2 separate regions of the Homo sapiens genome follow, and region 1 is linked to region 2. A link is a loop called in an ENCODE intact Hi-C map of the cell type or tissue named here. Cell type or tissue: thyroid gland. All regions are shown on one strand.

Region 1 (8,000 bases), 930 kb after region 2:
CAAACAAATGGAAACACATCCCATGCTTGTGGATAAGTCAAATCAGTATTGTGAAAATGACCATACTGCCAAAAGCAATCTACAAATTCAATGCAATTCCCATCAAAATACCACTATCATTCTTCACAGAACTAGAAAAAAGCAATTCTAAAATTCATGTGGAACCAAAAAAGAGCCTGCATAGCCAAAGCAAGACTAAGCAAAAAGAACAAATCTGGAGGCATTACATTGCCCGACTTCAAACTATACAATAAGGCCATAGTCACCAAAACAGCATGGTACTGGTATAAAAATAGACACACAGACCAGTGGAAGAGAATAGAGAACCCAGAAATAAACCCACATACTTACAGCCAACTGATCTTTGACAAAGCAAACAAAAAAATAAAGTGGAAAAAAGGCACCCTATTCGACAAATGGTGCTGTGATAATTGGCAAGCCACATGTAGAAGAATGTAACTGGATCCTCATCTCCCATCTTACACAAAAATCAATTCAAGATAAATCAAGGACTTAAATCTAAGACCTGAAACTATAAAAATTCAAGAATGTAACATCAGGAAAACCCTTATAGACATTGGCTTAGGCAAAAATTTCATGACCAAGAACCCAAAAGCAAATGCAACAAAAAACAAAGCTAAATAGGTGGGACTTAATTAAACTAAAGAATGTTTGCACAGCAAAAGAAATGGTCAGCAGAGTAAACAGACAACCCACAGAATGAGAGAAAATCTTCACAATCTATACATCCGTCAAAAGACTAATATCCGGAATCTACAAGGGACTCAAACCAATTAGCAAGAAAAAAGTAAACAACCCCATCAAAAAGTGGGCTAAATACATGAATCGACAACTCTCAACAAAAGATATACGAAAGACCAACAAGCATATGAAAAAATGCTCAATATCACTAATGATCAGGGAAATGCAAAACCACAACGCACTACCACCTTACTCCTACAAGAATGGCCATAATCAAAAAATCAAAAAATAATCGATGTTGGCATGGATGTGATGAAAAGGGAACACTTCTACACTGTTGGTGGGAATGTAAACTAGTACAACCACTATGGAAGACAGTGTGGAGATTCCTTAAAGAACTAAAAGTAGAACTACCATTTGATCTAGCAATCTCACTACTAGGTATCTCCCCAGAGGAAAAGAAGACATTATACGAAAAAGATACTTGCATATGCATATTTATAGCCACAAAATCTGCAATTGCAAAAATGTGGTACCAGCCCAAATGCCCATCAATCAACGAGTGAATAAAGAAAATGTGGCATGTATGTATACCATGGAATACTACTCAGCCATAAAAAGGAATGAAATAATGGCATTTGCAGCGACCTGGATGGAATTGGAGACCATTATTCTAAGTGAAGTAACTCAAGAATGGGAAACCAAACATTGTATGATCTCACTCATAAGTGGGAGCTAAGTTATGAGGATGCAAAGGCATAAGAATGATACAATGGACTTTGGGGACTATGCGGGAAAGGGTTGTGGGAGGGAGGAGGGATAAAATACTGCACATTGGCTACAGTGTACACTGCTTGGGTAATGGGTACACCGAAATCTCAGAATCACCATCAAATAATTTATTCGTGTAACGAAGCACCAACTGTTCCCCAAAAACCTATTGAAATAAAATAATAAAAAATATTTAAAATTAAAAATTAAAAAATAAAAGTTATAATAGAAAAATAAAAAAGAAAAGTGGTTGGAGCATAGAGGATGGTAAAGTTATAAAATAGTAGAGTTGTAAGTAGGTAATCATTCCCAAAGAATAGACTGCAGAACGGTCATGAGGAATGTGAAAAGACAAAGAACAAATCTGAGAGCAAGCAGGCCAAGGACAGCACACCAGCTTTCATCTAATCTGGGTTATCAGCCCTTGCTGTCTCAAAGAAGAGCTGTGAAAACACAACATATTGAAGAGGACACAGAGCAACCAGGATCTCAGACATTCATGATAGGAGAATATAACGATGCAACCACTTTGAAAAACTGGAAGTTCCGTAAAAAAATGAAACATACATCACCCCCCACATCCCAGAAGTTCTACTCCTAGGTATTTGTTTAAGGGAAATGAAATCTTATGACAGCAAAAAGATTCCACAAGAAGTTTCATGGCAACTTTACATATAATAGCCAAAAACTAGAAACAACCCTGATGTCCATCAACAGGTGAATGGATCAGCAAAATGTGATACAGTTATACAATGAAATACTAGTTGGTAATATAAAGGAAAAATAGATTATAAATAGATAATTAGATAGATAGATAATAGAGACATAGATATGCATGCAACAGGGATGAATCTCAACATTGTACTGAGTGAAAGGGAAGAGTTCACTTAAGATCTGAGCATTTCATTGCATGTAAGTTGTATCTTATATCTATCAGATTCCGATCAGGAGACAGAACCACACAGTAATTTGAACAGGGGAAGTTTAATATAAAAAATTATTAACTATAAACGGGAATTACCTACTAATAGATAAAGACAAGCTTAAAGGATAAATACATAGAAAACATACATAGCAATCAATACCTCTAGCACTGAAGCACAGCACCTAGGCATGCATCAAATACAGAAGAGGCCTCCAGAGCTGAAATCCAAACTTTCACTGGGAAGGACACCATCCACCTGTGTGGAAGTTCATGCAGATGCCATGCTGGTAGAACTTACTGAGAAGCTGCCTTCTGGGATGCTGAAGGAAGCCCTCAACAAGGTGTTGTACCTCAGAACTCACTGCAAAGCCTCCCACAGAGATGGTGAGCTGGGAAACTACTTCCTTGGTTGCTAGGTGAAGCTGCCCACAGAAAGATGCCATGCTGCAGAGCTCACTGAGAAACTACCCATAGGGGTGGCCCAATAGGAAGCAATCCCCTGGGGTGCTAGGGAATGCTGCCCATGGGGAAGTAAGTATCAGCCAATTGTCCTATATGCTCCTGACTCATGCACTGCAATAGCAATCGCGCAGAGCACACTAGGAACCAGAAGAAAAGCCCTTTCATCCTCCAGCATACATCCAGTGCCCTCTAGTGACAAAATTTAACATTGTGCCAGCTGATAATGAAAACATGCTTCAGAATCACAAGCAGGGCAATGAAGGATAGATCTAAAACTGAGAGGCAACAAATAGATAACTAACACATGCCTCAAGGAGATGAAGAAGGGGGCGGGAGGAGAAGAGGAGGAAGAGGAGAAGGAGGAAGAAGAGAAGGTCATCTGTGGGATTTGAGGTATGATGGAAGATCAGAGACTTAAACAGAATAGATATAACTGGCTAAACATGAACAATAAATGATAGCTGGTGAACCTTGAGTATTTGCAAAGAGTGTACTAGGCACAGTATTTTGTTTAGTAAAATATTTCTAGAAGTTAGTTATTGTTATTCTCATTTTGGTGAAGAAACTGGGACTCAAAGGGGATGGACAACTTACCCTAAGGTCACACAACCAAATGGTAATAGACCCAAAATTTTCACCCAGAACTCTGACTCCAAAGCCTCACTACATTGCATCTCCTCGATGATATATAATCATTCCAATGCCAAAACGGAAAGTCAAGATTCTGGTCCCCCCAGTAATTGCTTTTATACTTATCCCTAAGTCTGTCATTGAATACAAGAAGCTACAGGACTGGTTTCAAGTGGTGCTACATTTTTATAATCTTAGTGCAGAAATGGAAAGAGCAACTTGCCCATTCACCCAAGACTAACAACTGGCATGAAGTGAATTGCTTCTGTAGACAGTAAACAAGAGTAAGCTGGTATTTTTTTCTAAGTCAACTTTAGGACAGCTTTTCAAACAAACACACATTGCCTTTATTCCCAGGACAAAAACCAGAAACTCTAATAGTCCCTGGCTGTTATAATTTGATGCTTAATGTACTTCTATCTATGTAAGCCGTATCACATACCTTTCTAATAAGGCAAGGAAGAGTGAATAACATCAATTATATCACGATTGTTTCTCTTATAAAGTTAATTAATATTAATAATGGTTATTTATATTGGAGTTACCATTATCATCACCTTATATCATTCAATATTTATTCTGAAAGTCAAAGAATTATAATGTGGGTGGAAGGGTACTTGGAATTGTCTTGTTTAATCACCAGTGACCTATGAGTGCATGGCGAACTGTTAAAAAAATAAGCTAATGCTCTCTACTCAATTATTATGCCATAACTGAATCATAATATTTATTCACTTTCTCCCTGAATGACTTTATCCAATTTCTAGACTTCACATATCTATGCTGAAAATTTCCAGATTTGTATTTTCAGCACTGAACTCTCTCATGATCCAGATTTCTTATATCTTATTGACTACACAGATCTCAAATATGCTTCTCAGATTTAACAATTCCAAAACAGAACTTTCTGTCTGTTTTCCTCCAGTCTTTTAGAGCTAATGAATGGCATTATTATCCACCTACTTGCTCAAGCTGAAAACCTAGAGGTCATTCTTGATTCTTTTCTTTACCTTATCACCCAAATCCAATTCATCAGCTAGTCATACTATCCCTACCTCAAATAATGTATTAATATATCCATTTCTTTCTAGCTACACTACCATCTTCCTAGTCCAATTTACTACCATTTCTCATTTAGACTATTGATATAGAACTGCTCAACTTGCTTATACCTATGACTGTCCTCAATTCATTCACATTACTGCATGCTGCCAAAAACTATCCAAAAGATTCTTAATGCATTAAGAATAAAATCCACACTCTTTATCATGGCCTATTAGTTCAAACCCTAATTGCCTCCCTGTATCAGGATTCAATCAGAAAAGAGATCCACTATAAGTGATATAGAATAAAGTTTATCATAAGGGTTTGATATTGAGCCCCTAGCAATTGTGAGAGCTAGTAACGATTCTATATAAGGATGTTGCTTCTATATCTGATGCTGGACTGGAAAGAAGGATGAATGGGAAATGTGAAGTGGGGAGAGCAAGAATGAACTGAAACCTGAAAGGATGAGCTGAAGCTCATGAATATGAACTAAAACTTGGATCTATCTTTTGCTACATTCAGGCCTCAATTTCAACATTGTGGGTGACTTGCAGAGGAAGCTAACACTCTTTGTCATAGATTTAGGCCACATACCTGGCATAGGATTAGGAGGAGCTAAATAAGGTGTTTCATCAGCAGTTGAAGTAGCTGTAGGCTTGGCTGCCGTCCCATGCCACTAATGTGAGCCAACAGAGCAGAGACAATGTGTGTGAACTGGAGCAGAGACAATGTGTGTGAACTGCAGCAGAACCTGACTGAACACAAAACATCTGAACACAAATGCAACTGATGCTTTACTTATGCCTCCCAAATCTCATGCAAATTTTTCTTGTCACCAACCCTAAACAGAACTATATGGGAAAGGGAATTCTTGTAAATGTAGTTCCAGCTTAGCTAGGTTAACAAAGTATAAAGCCACCACTAACCACTCTTATCAATGTGGCCCAACCATACTTCTTTTAACCATACCTAATTTCCAAATAAAAATAAATTATGCTTCTGCCTCATATAATGCAACTATCCTTTGTAAAACTGAAAATATGTTAAACTTCTCAAGGGTCTATAAAATTTCTTTGTATATTTTGGGGTAGTATTTATTCTTCTCGTAGCTGAGTCACACTCTCCCTTTGATATTCTGTAATTTAAACACTGAGCTATAAGAAGTGGTTCACTGATAAATGTTTAGCAACCAGTTCTCCAAAGGGGAAAAAGCCCTTACATAGATTTTGCTAGTTTCTATGGTATTAATACTCCCACCATGGCCAGTTTTATCCCAGCAAATGTGATATCACTGAACACAGAGTTAAGAAGAGGTAGGCGGTTGCACATCAATATGTAGTAGTTCCATTATACAGATACAGTATACATAAATAACTTCCAGAGTACAGATAATACTAACTATCATACAATAATTTAAAATTATGAGACTTTGGGAGCTGGAAAGTCTATCTATAGGGCAAGATTACAGGTTGGAAATTTAGGTAAGAGTTGGCGTTGCAGTCTTGAATCTTAAATCTGCAGGGCAGACCAGCAGGTGGGAAACTGGCAGTGTTTTTACATTACAGAATTGAGACAGAATTCCTTATTTTCCAAGAAACCTCAATTCTTGTTCTTAAGGACTTCAACTGATTGTATGGAATGCACCCATTTCATGAAAGGTAATCTTCTGTACTTGAAATCAACTGATTGCAAATGTTTGCCATGTTTATAAAATAGCTTCACAGCAACATCTTTACTAGTGGTTGACAAAATAACTGGGCAGTAGCCTAGCCAAGATGACAGATAAAATTTACCTTCACACCATCTGAATGCAATTGCTCTTAATTGTCTTTACTAACAAATATAGGGAAAAAGGCATCCATCAGTTCAATTGCTATGTGCCATGTGTCAGGTGATATGTGTTGATTTGCTCCTGTTGAGAGACAATTCTCTAGGGATCGCTCACATTTCTACACATTATGTATTACGTTTTGTTATGCACTATCTTTTCAAGAATGTTTGCTTAAAAACATCAAAAGCAATTGCAACAAAAGCAAAAACTGGCAAACGATACCTGAATAAACTAAAGAGCTTCTGCACAGCTAAAGAAACTATATCAGAGTGAACAGATAACCTATGGAATGGGAGAAAAATTTTGCAATCTATCCATCTGACAAAGGTCTAATATCCAGAATCTACAAGGAACTTAAGCAAATTTGCAAGAAAAAAGCAAGCAACCCCATCAAAAAGTGGGCAAAGGACATGGACAGGTACTTCTCAAAAGAAGACATACATGTGGCCAACAAACACACAAATAAAAGCTCAACATCATTGACCATTAGAGAAATGCAAATCAAAACCACAATGAGATACCATTTAACATCAGTCAGAATAGTGATTAAAAAGTCAAGAAACGACAGATGCTGGTGAGGCTGTGGAGAAACAGGAACACTTTTACACTGTCAGTGGGAGTGTAAGTTAGTTCAACCACTGTTGAAGACAGTGTGGCAATTCCTCTAGGATCTAGAACCAGAAATACCATTTGACCCAGCAATCCCATTACTGGGTATATATGCAAAGGAATATAAATCATTCTATTATAAAGATACATGCACACATATTTGCTATGTACAATAGCAAAGACATGGAATCAACCTAAATGCCCATCAATGATAGACTGGATAAAGAAAATGTGGCACGTATACACCATGGAATACTATGCAGCCATAAAAAGAAATGAGATTATGTCCTTTGTAGAGACACGGATGGAGCTGGAAGCCATTATCCTCAGAAAACTAACTCAGGAACAGAAAACCAAACACTGCGTGTTCTCATTTATAAATGGGAGCTGAACAATGAGAACACATGGATACAGGGAGGGGAATGACACAAACCACGGCCTGTCAGGGGGTGGGGTAGGGGGAGGGAGAGCATCAGAATAAATAGCTAATGCATGCTGGGCTTAATACCTAGGTGATGGGTTGATAGGTGCAGCAAACCACTATGGCACATGTTTATCTGTGTAACAAACCTGCACGTCCTGCACAAGTATCCTGTAACTTAAAATAAAATAAATAAAAATTTTTTAAAAAAAGTTTGCTTAGCAAAACACCTTGGAAGATAGAAATAGTGTCTCCCTCTGAGAAAGAGCACAGATTTGTTTGTTGTATAAGATAGTAAAGAAAATGTCTTCTTCCAGAGAAAACATTGGACAGGTTTACCAGCAATACTTTTAAAAGGTCAAGGTTCCCTAAGCTTAGGGATCCTCAGCTCTAACATAAATCCACTGAATGTTCAGATTTCACCCAGGGTCCTCCACATTGCTTTATGAGACTTTTGAAGCAAGGAGAACCAATGCAAACATGAAACTCATGCTGTTTGCTGTGATGTGAATCATACAAAGGCTACAGTCTCTGATGAAGGAGTCTCATATCATCTGCCAGCATGTATAAAACTATAGTATGCTAACTTATTACCTTGCAAA
Region 2 (8,000 bases):
CTCTGAGATATATGGGCAAAGTAAATTAAAAACCTTCTGGAAAGGATTCACCATTCTAGATGCCATTAAGAATATTTGTGTTTCATGAGAGGAGTTACAAATAACAACATTAATAGAAGTTTGAAAGAAGTTTATTTCAACCCTCATGGATGACTTTGAGGGGTCCAAGACTTCAGTGGAAGAAGCAATTGCCGATGTGGTAGAAATAGCGAGAACCAGAAATGTAAGTAAAGCCTGAAGATGTGACTGGATTACTGTGCCTCATGATAAAATTGTGGTGGTCTATAACTGAACCCACAGTATCTCTAAGTCATGCCTGTAACCTTTATCTCTAGAATTTCTATTTTTGCAATTGTGTCTATTTCTTTATCAAACTTCTCACTTTGTTCATGTATTGTTTTCCAAATTTTATTTAATTTTTAATGTGTATTCTTTTAGTTTACTGAACATCTTTAAGATGATTATTCTGAATTCTTTTCAGTCATTTGATAGATCTGTATATCTTTAGGGTTGATTATTGGAGCTTTATTAGTTTATTTTGAGAGTGTTATGATTTCCTGATTCTTTGTAATTTTTGTGTCCTTGCATTGTTGTCTGTATATTTGAGGAGACAGCCTCCTCTGCTGGCCTTTACAGGTGTTCTTTGGCAGGGATAGACCTTCACTGTTTAGTCTAACTGTGATTCTGAAAGGGCCAGCTGCTAATGACCCTAGGCAGGCAGAGCTTTTTGTGGGCTCTCTAGTTGGCTGGGCTGCTGCCTTAATTCTGTTTTTAGCTGGGGCTCCTGGCTAGGTTCCACTGCCCAGCAATATCACTGGTTGGGCACTGGTATAAGGGGGAGCTGCTGGCTAGGGACTGCAAAGCTTCTGGTCAGGCTGATAATAAGATGTATTCCCTGGCTGGATAATTCTGCTATTTGGGATCTGCAGTTGGGCAGGGCTCCAGGCTGGGCACTGAGGTTAGGTGTAGATACTGCTTGGGATAGACAGAACCAGAGGCCACGCTCTTTGAAATGCATGATTGAGGATTCCCTCCTTGTCCCAGTGGAGCTGTGTGACAAGCTTTTGGCTGAGTTGAGTGGCTGTTTGACTTCCTGGATCAAGTAGGTCTGGCGCCTGTGCTTCTCCAAAATGTGCTGAGGTAGGAGTTTCCGTGCCTTGGCAGGATGGTTGAGTGGGCTTTTGGTCTGAGTGGAACTGCTGCTTGACTTCTCCAGTCATGCAGGCCTAGCCACTGTGCTTATCTGCAATGGGTGGAGTTGGGGGTCTCCCTGCCTCAGTGGGGTCACTGGGGTGGGCTCTGAGACTGGGCATGAAGACTAACCCTCTGGGGAATCAAGCTAGGTTGAACTTCCTACTGTGCTTCTGAAGACCATGAGGTCAGCTTCATGTTGATTTGTGTCTTCCATCTGGTTCCATGGCTGGCAGAAATGCAGAGGTACCACCAAGATCTGTATGCTGGTCATTGTGACCTCTGCTTCCTTCCTTTGTTTTTACCTGATCCTGGGCAGTCTAGCTGTGCTATTACCTACCCACAGTGTTCCTCATGAAGTGAGACTGGAGTAGCCTTCCTGGGAATTATATGAGATTGTTAGGGAAGCTGGATAACTGTCTCCAGTTCTTTTTTCCCCCAGTAGAAACTTTGGGTCAAGGAGTTCCTCTCCGTCTGGCATTGTGGCAACTTGGGGGAGGGAGAGGAGCAGTGCAGTCAAAGTGAGACTGTTCTTCTTATCGTTTTAATTTGGTTTTCATTCAGTTTGGGGGACTATGTGAGTTCTATCTAAGTAGTAGGATTTTTGAAAAGATGTTCTGGCCTGTGGATAGTTGCTAGTGGATCCTTCTCTTGGCTGGGTAGTGAAAGTGGAGCCATAGACTTCCTATTCTACCATCTTGCTGTTGCCACCTTTAGAAAGTCTTCCAAATTCTTCATATGTAAAACAACAACAACAACAAATCTTCCTTGATTCTGCCATTTACAATAACATAGATGAACTTGGAAGACATTATGCTAAGTGAAACAAGCCAGATACAGGGAGACAAATACCACATGATCTCACTTATATGTGGGGTCTAAAAAAACTCACTTCTACTCTCCATAGAAGCAGAAAGTAGAATGGTGATTACTGAAGGTGGGGAGGTGGGGGAAATGGAGAGATACTTGTCAAAAGGCACAAGGATGTAATTAATGTAGGATGAAGAAATCTAGAAATCAAATGGGCAGCATGAGGACTATAGTTAATAATACCGTATTGCATACTAGAAATTTGCAAACAGAGTAGATTTTAGGTGTTCTTATCACACACACTAAAAATGGTTAACTATGGGAGGAGATGAATATGTTAATTTGCTTGACTGTAGTATTGTTAATCAGTTCATTATGTACATAAAAAACCTCTCCTTGAGCCCTGTATTCCTCCCTAACTAATGCAGTTCTCTTTGCCTCTTCATACCCAAATTTTTCCTCTTTCACCTCTCATTGCTTCTCAACCCGTTGCACCCTCTCTTAAGTTACCAAGTCAGGGAAAAACCTCTCACTAACACATACTCTTCCATTTGCAACAACATGAACCTGGGCATGCTTCCAGTCCACATATCCTTGTCCTTTTTAACTTTCCAGTCGTCAACATTTTATACTGTGATTACTCTCTTTTTGAAGACTTTGCTTCCCTTGCTGTTTGTGACCCACCCTGCTCTAGTTTTTTGTTGACTCTCTAGTCACCCCGCTGTCTCCTTTGCAAGGCATCTTTCTGAACATCCCTGTGATGTTGTTGTTCCTCAGTTAGCCCTCCTTTTTACCCCACACCACACATGTGCCCCACTTTCACCACACTGACTCCCACAGCTTCAATTATCGTCTCTATGCCACAGATCCTCTGTTTTTAGTTCTGACTTTGACCTCTGCTCTCAGCTATAGACAAGTATTTCTAATTCCATATGTCCAAATCTGAAGTCATCTTTTATTCCAAGCCTGTTCTATTTTTAATTCCCCAAGTTAGTGACATCACCATCCATTCTACTGCCTACCTCCAACAGATTATCAAATCTAGGAGATGCTGTTACAGTCTTAAGTCTTTCCACTTTTCGTTATTCCTGCTACAATTACTACTATTTTTCCTCAATATTATCTTTCATCTAGAATACCTCAAGTCTCTCCAAAGCTTTTACTGTCTTACCTACTTTAGTTGATCCATTCCCTACACTGCCACCAGAGGGAGCCTTCCACAGTATAAATCTGATGATGTGAGCAGATTAAAACTCTTTGATAACATCTATTGCTTAAATAATCAGTCCCGTGGCTCACAAGGTCCTTCATGACATAGTCCCTGTTAATCAGTTCAGGCATCTCTTCATTGATTATCCCCTTGCACTTTATTTTCCAGGAATACTAAAGCTAAAGCAGTTTCTAATTAGTGAATAAAGCATATTCATGCTCTTCCAAGACTATCTAGTAATAAATAAGTGGATAAATATTGTCTTCTCAATTGATTAATAAATGCATTTTCTTCTTATTTGGGGAAAATTTACATATGCTATTACGTATATTATGTATATGATAAAGTAAAAACCTGTGCATACCCACTTTAAAAACATGTATTCTTTGGAATGTACCTATGCTCAGAATTGCAGGAACCAAAGGTTAAATAGGAAACTGAATAAAATTCAAATAAAGTTGTTTTGTTAGGTTATGCTGACAGGGTGGGAGGACTGATGTAGCACTTAGGCTGTCATTTCCACATCCTGCCAGATATTGCTAATTAGCCATGGCATTCTTTTATGAAAAGCACAGACTCAACCTCATAAACCTTATCACAAGCAAACTGGGAAGCCACTGCCAGTAGGAGTGGCTTCTATTATGAAGCCTCTTTGCTGTTTTTATTTGTGGTTATGGCAAGCAATTTTGTCCTGAGGACTTGAGGATAAAAGAGCCTGGAGAAGTAAATGCTTTCTTGAATTTTCTGTCTCATTTTTTTCCAATAATAAGGGACATAAGAATTTGCTGTACATTTTTTTCAGTCATAAAGGAATCCCAGTTCAGATATCTTTAAACAGAGTATGCATACCCTTGAGGATATTTGAAGACTTTCCAGGGGTATATGGCTTGGACAGCTTTAAGGAAATCATTCTGAAGATGCTCAGCTTCCATTGTGTCTCTTCCTTAAGCTGATCTATCTGAAAACCACTCCTGCAGTCAGTATTTCTCCATTCCTACCACTCTTTTCACAATGGTCACCTCCTACTTTACAAAAAAAAAAAATGTGCACCTCTCATCCATCCTGAATCTTATGATGCATTTCCCAGGGTATAAAAAAGTTAGGGGCTAAAAAGAGGAGTGTTTGAATATGTAAAGCTCCTGAATAAGAGCCTTTGGTTAAAAACATATTTACATAAGCAATTGCAATGAAATTATATGTATTGTGTATATATAATAAAATTATATACAAAAGATACATGTGTATATGAGAAATGCCTGATTTTATTTAGGTAACAAAATCATGGAAAGGCTCTAGCTAACCTTTTCTCTGTTTATGTAAATTAGAATTAGAATTCAGAAGTAGAATGTGTGTTATGGAGTACATACTGACTTTTTTTTGAATTGAAAAATGTAAGTTTGGCTTTGTATGGCAATAAATCTGATTTGACTAATATGCTTGACCACGAGAACTGGCTTTTCCAGTGAGGTTTTATACAGCAGATGTTTCACAAATTGTTTCAGAAATATGTCTCATAAACATACAGCAGACATGTTTCATAAGTTGAATGGGCTAAATCTGCAACTTCAAGTATATTAATATATTTAGATCTTATACCTGATATGCAATATACTAGAAATTGCATCTTTTGTAACTATTAGGTTTGAGATAAATTTAGATGTCAACTTAAAAACATAAGGAAGTGTATAATTTCTTTAAATTGTGGTGTCAAATAAGTTGACATTTTATGTACATTATAAAGCAAGTTTAATATTCCATAATATGTTTAAAACAACAAAATTATGCTTTGAATGATAGAGCTCTTGAGTACTTTAGGGGACTGCGGTGTTATGATATACATTGATTTTCATCCCCAGTTCCTGGCCCATAACACCCATATCCCTGTTACAGTCTTTTGCGTTATAATGTTGGGTATGTCAGGCCTCAGGGGCAGGCCTCTGAACTTCCTCTGCCTTCTTTCCACTCTGACGTTCCCCCCTCTTTCTGACTGTGGGTCTTAAGACTCTCCCAGGAGTGGGTCCCACACTAAACCTGGGAGAAGGAATGGCGATGTCATGAGACTTCCATAAAAATGCAAGAGGACAGGTTTCATTGAGCTTTCAGATAGTGGAACCCGTGGAGCTTCCTGGAGGGTGATGCACCCAGGGAGGGCATGGATGCTCTGTGCCCCTTCCCCATACCTCGTCCTATGTGTCTCTTCATCTGTATCCTTTACAATATTCTTTATAATAAACCTACAAATGTATGTAGGTATTTCCCTGAGTTCTGTGAGCTGCTTCGCAAATTAATCAAGCCTGAAGAGGGTGTTATGGTAATCCCAGCTTAAAGCTAGTTGGTCAGAGTTCCACAGGCCGGGACTTGGGACCAGTGTGTGTGTGTGGAGAGGGGCAGTCTTGGAGATGGAGCCTTCAACTTGGGGGATCTGACACTATCTCCAGGTAGATAGTGTCTGAACTGAATTGGAGGACTCCCAGCTGCTATCTGCTGTTTGGTGTATGGGGAAAACCACCCATACATTTGGTCACAAAAGTCTTCTGTGTTGATTGTTGTGGTGTGAGAATAGAGGAAAAACATGGTTTAGAGGAAAGTTTTTCCATACCACAGGGACCATAGAGATACCTTCAACTGAACGATGAGAAAACTGAGGTGCAGAGAGGTTACTGACTAGCCCATACTCTAAGATAAGGGTAGATTCCATCTATTTCTCCTGATTTATCAGACTATTGCTCATTATGCCCACTGTAAAAGGTCTATAAAATTGGCATTGAATTCCACAAACTTTGATTATATAAGGGAGCATGAATGTACTATAACGTGTATGAAGCACACATGCATACACTCTACTGTGTCACAAACTTGCCTAATTACAATACGATATTCATAATAAACATTAATTGAACATTTAATTAATAGCAATTTTTCTTAACTTCTTAACATTTAGAAGGGTTTTTAGCAATTATTTTTGAAGTACAGATCTTTAAAAAGGTTATTCAGGGAACTATTTTTTTTAACTTCTTAACATTTAGAAGAGTTTTTAGCAGTTATTTTTGAAGTACAGATCTTCTAAAATGTTATCCAGGGAGCTACGAATTGATTTTCCTTTTTCTTTCAATAATTTTCTCTTTGGCAAATGAAGGCTTTCAAAGCTGTTGCAAATATTGTTAATTTACTAAATAGCCATCACGATACCTTGTGGAAGAAAGCGTCAGTCTCAGGAAATAAGAGTCCTGGACATTAGTCTCAGATGTACCACTTATTTGCTGTGTGACCTTGGACCACAGTGGGTGTGTATTTGTGTGTGTTAAATTGTAAGAGTGTTAGATAGGTTTTGTTCTGAGGAGCAGCTCTAATTGATGACAATTGCCTGGAGTTTTGCATAAAGAATGATTCTAGGGCTACTTCTGGCATTCATGAGAAAGGTTACTGACTGGTTGAGAATATTTCTTGTGGGTGTAGATGGAGAGTGTTATATATTTATCAACCCATATGATATAGATATCATACCATAACTATTTGTATCATCCATATGATACAAAGAATTTTGTTGACAGTATTCGGTGTTCTGGTGCACAGGGTGTGTGTGTTTTCTCCTCCTAAACAGGGGTTAATTAAAGAAAATAAGAAGTCAAGATAAATCATATTCCTTTAATTAGTGTTGGGGTGGCTGCCGTTTGTGAATTTTTAAAAATAACTGCCAAGAACACCTCGCTATTCCCCTAGATTTATAGTTCACAAGGGACCTACTGGAGAATTGGAAATGCACTTATGAGAGTTTGAGGGAAGGCCAATGAAGCTGTCATTGGGGGGACAATTCTGTTGTAGGTAGAACCACTCAGATTGAGTCTTGAGAACATCTTGATTAAGTCATCATTTCCTACAAGAGAATAGTCACCATTCTGTTGCAGGTCTAGGAGCAAGATTTGCTTAGTTGAACCAGAGGTTATTGTCCCTTGATGACAGTCTCACTGCTATTAATTTCACATATGCCTGATGCATAATAGCATTATACTTAATTAATAATGGGTGATAGACCTTTTATGAGTCCCTTATGCAAGATACACACTTCCTGGTATCATGATACTTGAGAAGTGAGTTTATTACTGGTGAGAAGATGAGTGTGGATTATGGTTCTGGAAATAGAATGGGTTGAAGTAGCCTTCAAAAAGATTAAATGGCTCAGTACTGGCTTAATGGGCAGTGTACTATAATCAGTGGGGGGGCTTGTCTTCCATTTTAACGTAGAATGCTGTATAGCATATTTGTGTGGCTGTATTATGATTAAGCCACATTCCTGTGAATCATCAGCTTTGGTGTTTGTGGAACTTGGGGAGGATAGTATTCTGAGCTAAAAAGGTTGGCAAGGCCTAGATCCATCTGGAAACTGTGCTGTGGCTAATGGGTGCTGAGTGACACAGAATTCTAAGAAATTCAATATGAAGAAAAGATAATGCAGGAACTCTTTAAGTACAAACATTCTAAAATGGAGGCAATATATTTATATGCTAGCAGGCTTCCTTCTTTCCTCCTCCTTATTAGATTTGAAATGTTATGGTGAGGAAGCTAAATTGGAGATGTGCAAGGGCCGTGATCTATGTAAACTCATCAAAGGCGAGTCTTAGGGTTTGGATTTGTTATTTCATATTGTATGCCCTGCTTTTCAGACTCTTAAGAGACCTGCTTACACAAAGAACCAGAACAATGGAATAACAGTAGGCGAGGATTCTGAAATCCCTGTCTGACAGAGACTACTTATTGCTCTTCATTAACCATTCTCCTTTTCCTTTTGAAT

Evidence for each region. Peaks named below come from ENCODE experiments on the same cell type or tissue, not always from the same donor. Only the 100,000 strongest peaks of a DNase experiment are listed, where the experiment ranks them.
Region 1: a loop joins it to region 2, with 4 times the contacts of the local background. A loop is called at or near these places in 45 of 110 quality-filtered maps.

The regions. Positions count from the first base shown.
Region 1 is chr6:85,918,171-85,926,170 of GRCh38, reverse strand. All of the region lies in intron 4 of LOC101928842 (a long non-coding RNA gene), which reads right to left. Among named protein-coding and RNA genes, the nearest start is that of SNHG5, 240 kb to the right of the region's middle. In thyroid gland, a CTCF peak has its summit at 3,048 (motif pointing left); DNase peaks (open chromatin) are centred at 2,987 and 5,200; H3K27ac peaks cover 2,560 bases.
Region 2 is chr6:86,852,357-86,860,356 of GRCh38, reverse strand. No RefSeq gene overlaps it. Among named protein-coding and RNA genes, the nearest start is that of HTR1E, 81 kb to the left of the region's middle. In thyroid gland, a CTCF peak has its summit at 3,195 (motif pointing right); a DNase peak (open chromatin) is centred at 3,226; H3K27ac peaks cover 1,272 bases.